Linked DNA regions of Homo sapiens: region 2 is linked to region 1. A link is an interaction called in ENCODE POLR2A ChIA-PET data of the cell type or tissue named here. Cell type or tissue: GM12878. All regions are shown on one strand. Each heading gives the region's core, and the rest is flanking DNA. Links, peaks and the distances in the headings are about the cores only.

Evidence for each region. Peaks named below come from ENCODE experiments on the same cell type or tissue, not always from the same donor. Only the 100,000 strongest peaks of a DNase experiment are listed, where the experiment ranks them.
Region 2: POLR2A ChIA-PET joins it to region 1 with 5 read pairs; 17 of 35 experiments call an interaction of 5 or more read pairs at or near these places.

Annotation. Positions count from the first base shown.
Region 1 is chr15:75,094,550-75,097,462 of GRCh38, forward strand. No RefSeq gene overlaps it. Among named protein-coding and RNA genes, the nearest start is that of PPCDC, 72 kb to the left of the region's middle. In GM12878, for the core only: no CTCF peak of the experiment used is centred there; DNase peaks (open chromatin) are centred at 742, 1,332 and 2,322; H3K4me3 peaks cover 483 bases; H3K27ac peaks cover 2,043 bases.
Region 2 is chr15:75,217,239-75,220,151 of GRCh38, forward strand. No RefSeq gene overlaps it. Among named protein-coding and RNA genes, the nearest start is that of C15orf39, 17 kb to the left of the region's middle. RefSeq lists enhancers at 1,406-1,455, 2,266-2,455, 2,536-2,595. In GM12878, for the core only: no CTCF peak of the experiment used is centred there; no DNase peak of the experiment used is centred there; H3K27ac peaks cover 1,327 bases.

The DNA.
Region 1 (2,913 bases), core at 95-2,594:
ATGGTATCGATCTCCTGACCTCATGATCTGCCCGCCTTGGACTCCCAAAGTGCTGGGATTACAGGTGTGAGCCACCACACCCAGCCTGTAAAATCTTTATGTAGAAAATTATAGCACCTTACTGAAAGGCAATAAGAAAACCAATTGGTGAGCAACAACATGTTTGTGGAAAGACTCAATGCTGTAAAACTGTTATTTCTCCCCAGATTGATTTAATACTGTTTCCATCAAATCATAACAAAACTTTGCACACATTTCACCAAAAAAAAAAAAAAAAAAAAAAATTAGTGCCTAGATCCTATAAATCAATTAGGAGGACAAAAAATTCAATAGAAAAATGTTTAAAAATATGAACAGGTGCTGGGTGTGGCGGCTCATGCCTGTTAATTCCAGCACTTTGGGAGGCTGAGGTGGGCAGATCACTTGAGGTCAAGAGTTCAAGACCAGCCTGGCCAACATGGTGAAACCCCATCTCTACTAAAAATACAAAAGTTAGCCGGGCGTGGTGGCAGTCCTCTGTAATCATAGCTACTCAGGAGGCTGAGGTAGGAGAATCACTTGAACCCAGGAGGTGGAGGTTGCAATGAGCTGAGATCACACCACTGCACTCCAGCCTGGGCGACGGAGTGAGACACTGTCTCAAAAAACCAAACCAAACCAAAACAAAACAAACCATAAACAGGTATTTCACAGAAAACACAAATGGCCCATTAAATATATGAAAATATACTCACCTTCATTAGTAAAAAGGGGAAATGTAAATAAAACCACAAATTTTCATTTCATGCCCACTAGTTTGGAAAAAAATTAGAAGACTGACAAAATGCTGGTGAAATGTAACTATTAAACTGCAGTGGGACTAGAGGTGAGTACACTCACTTTGAAGAAAAGTTTTACATTATTTGGTAAAAGTGAACATTCACACACCCTGAGACCCAGCAGTTCTACTCCTGGAGATATGGATGGAATAGTCACAGAGCACTGTTTATTAGATCAAAAACAAAATAGCCCAAGTACCCATTACAGTAGAGTGAATAAATGAATTGTGGTTCAGTCACACAATAGAATACTATATTATAGTGGAACAGAAAACTATAGCTCCATACATTAACATGGATGTAGCTGATGATATTTTCCAGACGGCCACCACCATACAGCCCGTCTCATGTGCTCTTCTCACCTTTTGAGATGCCAGTGACATATTACATCTTTCTTGTAGTCCCACAGGTCCCTGAAACTGTTTTTTTTCCCCTCCTGCAGTCTATTTTCTCTCTGGTTCAGTTTCAGTCTATTTTCCCTGTGGTTCCAATCAGGTCATTTCTATTCTGTGTTTCAGTTCACGGATTCTTTCTTCTGTCCTCCCGTTCTTCTGTTGAGCACATCCACTGAGCTTTAAAATTTTAGTCATTGTCTTTTTCAGTTTGAGCATTTCCATTTGGTGCTGCATATGTTAACTAGCTTGATTTAGCCATTTCACAATGTCTACATATATCAAAACATCATTTGTATACCATAAGTATATATAATTTTTTTTTGGTCAACAAAAATAATAAAATTTCTATTTGGTTCTCTCTCTCTCTCTCTTCCTCCCTCTGTCCCTCTGTGCCAATGCCTGTAAGAATACTTTTTTATTGTTTTTGTTGAGACGGAGTCTCACTCTATCGCCCAGGCTGGAGTGCAGTGGCACGATCTAGGCTCACTGCAAGCTCTGCCTCCCGGCTTCATGCCATTCTCCTGCCTCAGCCTCCCAAGTAGCTGGGACTACAGGTGTCCGCCACCACGCCCGGCTAATTTTTTGTATTTTTAGTAGAGACGGGGTTTCACTGTGTTAGCCAGGATGTTCTCGATCTCCCGACCTCGTGATTCGCCCGCCTCGGCCTCCCAAAGTGCTGGGATTACAGGCGTGAGCCACCGCGCCCGGCCAATTCCAGCACTTTGGGAGGCCGAGGCAGGTGGCTCACGAGGTCAGGAGATGGGGACCATCCTGGCTAACACAGTGAAACCCCGTCTCTACTAAAAATACAAAAAATTAGCCGGGCGTGGTGGCGGGCGCCTGTGGTCCCAGCTACTCGGGAGGCTGAGGCAGGAGAATGGGGTGAACCCGGGAGGCGGAGCTGGCAGTGAGCCGAGATGGCGCCACTGCACTCCAGCCTGGGCGACAGAGCAAGACTCCGTCTCAAAAAAAAAAAAAAAAAATTGCTGTGATTACAGGCATGAGCCACCGCTCCCGTCCTTGACTGGTGATTTTCTACTGAAACCCAGACATGTTAGGTATTACGAGACTCTGGGTCTTACTGAAACCTTGCTTCCCACGCTGCTACTCCAGCACAGGAGGGGAGGTGCTGCCGCGTTGCTGTGAGGTGGAGGCGGAAGTCCAGGTTCCCCACTCAGCACCCATGGACTCTAGAGAAGGGGGCACTGTGCCTTACTTTGGAGGGTGTGGGAGTCCTAGATTCTACTAGACCAGCACTGGCTGTGCGGGGTGGGGGTGTCACCTTACTGCTCTTTCATGGCCTCCACTTTCACCATATTCTCAGGATGGCAGTGACCTTGGAGTGGAGAGAGGGGATGTGATTGGGCAGGAGACGCAGGAGGCTTCAAAAGAACTGTGAATGTTTTATTTTGTAGTTGAGCAGTAGGTATACAGATGTTTCTTTCTTTCTTTCTTTCTTTCTTTCTTTCTTTCTTTCTTTCTTTCTTTCTTTGAGACAGAGCCTCGCTTTGTTGCCCAAGCTGGAGTGCAGTGGCACAATCTCGGCTCACTGCAACCTCTGCCTCCCAGGTTGAAGCGATCCTCCTCCCTGAGCTTCCTAAGTAGCTGGGATTACAGGCGTGCACCACCACGCCCAGCTAATTTTTTTGTATATTTAGTAGAGACGGGATTGCACCATGTTGGCCAGGCTTGTCTCAAAT
Region 2 (2,913 bases), core at 217-2,716, 120 kb after region 1:
CCCTGATGAATCCAAGCTGTCAGCTTCCATCAGCTTGGCTGGGAAGTCAAGCTGACCAAAGGGGAATGGTGCAGCCTGAGTTGGGGGCTGAGTAGGAATGGGCCTGGTGTGGGGTGGGGGAGGTGGGGGTGAGGCGGGTGTCTGGCACCTCTCTGCTTATCTTCCCTTCTCCCTTGCCCATAAAGGAGGCATCTTCTCCATGTCCCTCTGCCACCCTGGGGACATAAAATACTGCCCCAGGTCTGTCTTCCCTTGGACATAGCCCACCTACCTTCCTGTGGGACTCAGGGCTTTGTTTTGTCCTGTGGCCCACATGAGAAGCAGTTATCCCTGCTCTGCTCAGCTGAGAGAGGACAAACTGAGGCAGAGCAGGGGAACAACTCTGTCATAGTCTGGCTGTTAATGGCAGAGTCAAGACCACTGAGTGTCTAGTGGACCACCAGGTCCACTGGACACCAAACGTGGAGGCTGTATTAGCCCGTTTTGTGTTGCTCTAGAGGAATACCTGAGACTGGGTTATTTATTTATTTATTTATTTATTTATTTATTTATTTATTTTTGAGATGAAGTCTAGCTCTGTCACCCAGGCTGGAGTGCAGTGGTACGATCTCAGGCTGCTGCAACCTCTGCCTCCTGGGTTCAGGCTATTCTCCTGCCTCAGCCTGCTGAGTAGCTGGGATTACAGGCATGGACCACCATGCCTGGCTAATTTTTTGTATTTTTAGTAGAGGCAGGGTTTTGAGATAGAGTTTCGCTCTTGTAGCCCAGGCTACAGTGCAGTGGTGCAATATCGGCTCACTGCAACCTCCGCCTCCAGGGTTCAAGCAATTCTCATGCCTCAGCCACCCAAGTAGCTGGGATTATAGGCGTGCACCACCATGCCTGGCTAATTTTGTATTTTTAGTAGAGACAGGGTTTTACCAGGTTGGCCAGCCTAGTCTTGAACTCCTGATCTCAAGTAATTTACTCGCCTTGGCCTCTCAAAGTGCTGGGATTACAGGCGTGAGCACCGCTCCTGGCCCTGAGACTGGGTAATTTATAAAAGAAGTTTATTTGCCTCATAGTTCTGCAGGCTGTACAAGCATCTGCTAGGCTTCTGGTGAAGCGTCAGGAAGCTTTTACTCCTGGCGGGAGGCAAAGAGGGAGCAGACGTGTCGCATGGTGAGAGAGGGAGCAAGAGAGAGGAGGCATCAGGCTCTCCTGTGAACTAATAGAAAACTCACTCATTGAATCACTTGAACCCAGGAGGTGGAGGTTGCAGTGAGCCAAGATCGCGCTACTGCACTCCAGCCTGGGCTGTGAGTGAGACTCTGTCTCAAAAAAAAAGGAAGGAAAGAAAGAGAAAAAAAAATTAGAAATTAGAAAACTCACTCATTACCATGGGGAGGGCACTAAGCCATTCATGAGGGATCCCCCACCATGACCCAAACACCTCACACTATAGGCCCCACCTCCAGCACTGGGGATCACATTTCAACACGAGATGTGGATGGGACAAGTATCCACACTATGTCAGAGGCCTCCCTGTCATCAGAGTCTTCTGTCCTCGGTTCAGGTGCATGCTGGCTTCCATGCCTGGCTTCCTAGGAAGTCATCTTGGCCCCATGGGGTTGGGCCGGGCCACTAGGCTGAGGGTTGGAGCCCTATCTCTCCTAGTCCCAGCCTGGGTCTCCATCACTGACTAGCCCGCTCTGCTTGCTGCATTCTCTCCACACCTGTTCCCTGTAGCCCAGGGGTCAGTCTGGGTGCAGGCCTGGGTAGAGGTCCAGGAGCAGATTCTGCCCCCCAGCTCATACCTCCTGTGCACCATGGCAGCCAAAATGCACCAGCATGACCAGGAGTGCTGGCTTGTCCCTGTAATCCCAGTGTTTTTGGGAGGCTGAGGTGGAAAGATCACTTGAGACCAGCCTAGGCAACATAGCCAGACCCTGTCTCTACAAAAAATAAAATTAGGCATGGTGGCGTGTGCCTGTAGTCCCAGTATAGCAGGACAAGCCGCAGACAAAACTTCGTAGACACCGAGTTGTAGAAGAAGGGCTTTATTCAGCTGGGAGCATCGGCAAGCTACTGCCTTAAAATCCGAGCTGAGTGCACAATTTTTGTCCCTTTTAAGGCCTCACAACACTAAAGATTTCACATGAAAGGGTCGTGATTGATTTGAGCAAGCAAGGGGTACGTGACAGGGGCTGTATGCACCGGTGGTCAGAGTGAAACAGAACAGAGCAGGGAGTTTCACAATGTTCTTCCATACAATGCCTGAAATCTATGGGTAACATCGGGTTCTAAGTCATGAGTTGATTTTTAACTACTAGGTTTAGGCCAGGCAGGCCCAGGCCTGGCTTTGGGCCTGGCGCTGGGCTGCCTGTCTTTGATTTCACTTCCTTGTTTTTTTCTTAAAACAGGTACTGAGTATAAAACAATATGAGAGAGCCTCTCTCTTCCCTCACCAGCTACTCAGGAGGCTGAGGTGGGAAGATTGCATGAACCCAGGAGGTCAGGGCTGCAGTGAGCTATGATTGTGCCACCACATTCCAGCCTGGGCAACAGAGCAAGACCCTGTCTCTAAAACAAGAAACAAAGTGCACCAGTGTGTGGATTCCAGCTTCTCCTGGTGTGTGGACATGACCTCACTCGGCCCCATCAGTGAGTGGGAGGCTGCCTGCTGTCTTCCAGAACGTTCTCATCACTACACCTGTGTTCCTCCTGCATTCTCTGGCAGGCTTTGTGAGGGGACCTGTCACCTACCTCTCTGGCTGCCCTAAGGCCCAGCTCAAACCTTCCCTGCCCCTGAGAACCTTTTCCTGAAGAGTCTTTTCCCCACTGGCAGGCCTTCTTATTTCAGAGCTTTTGGTAGGGTGAGTAAAAGGATCGACTCTCTGCTACCAGCCTGGGAGGAATTGTCCCTAGGGTTGG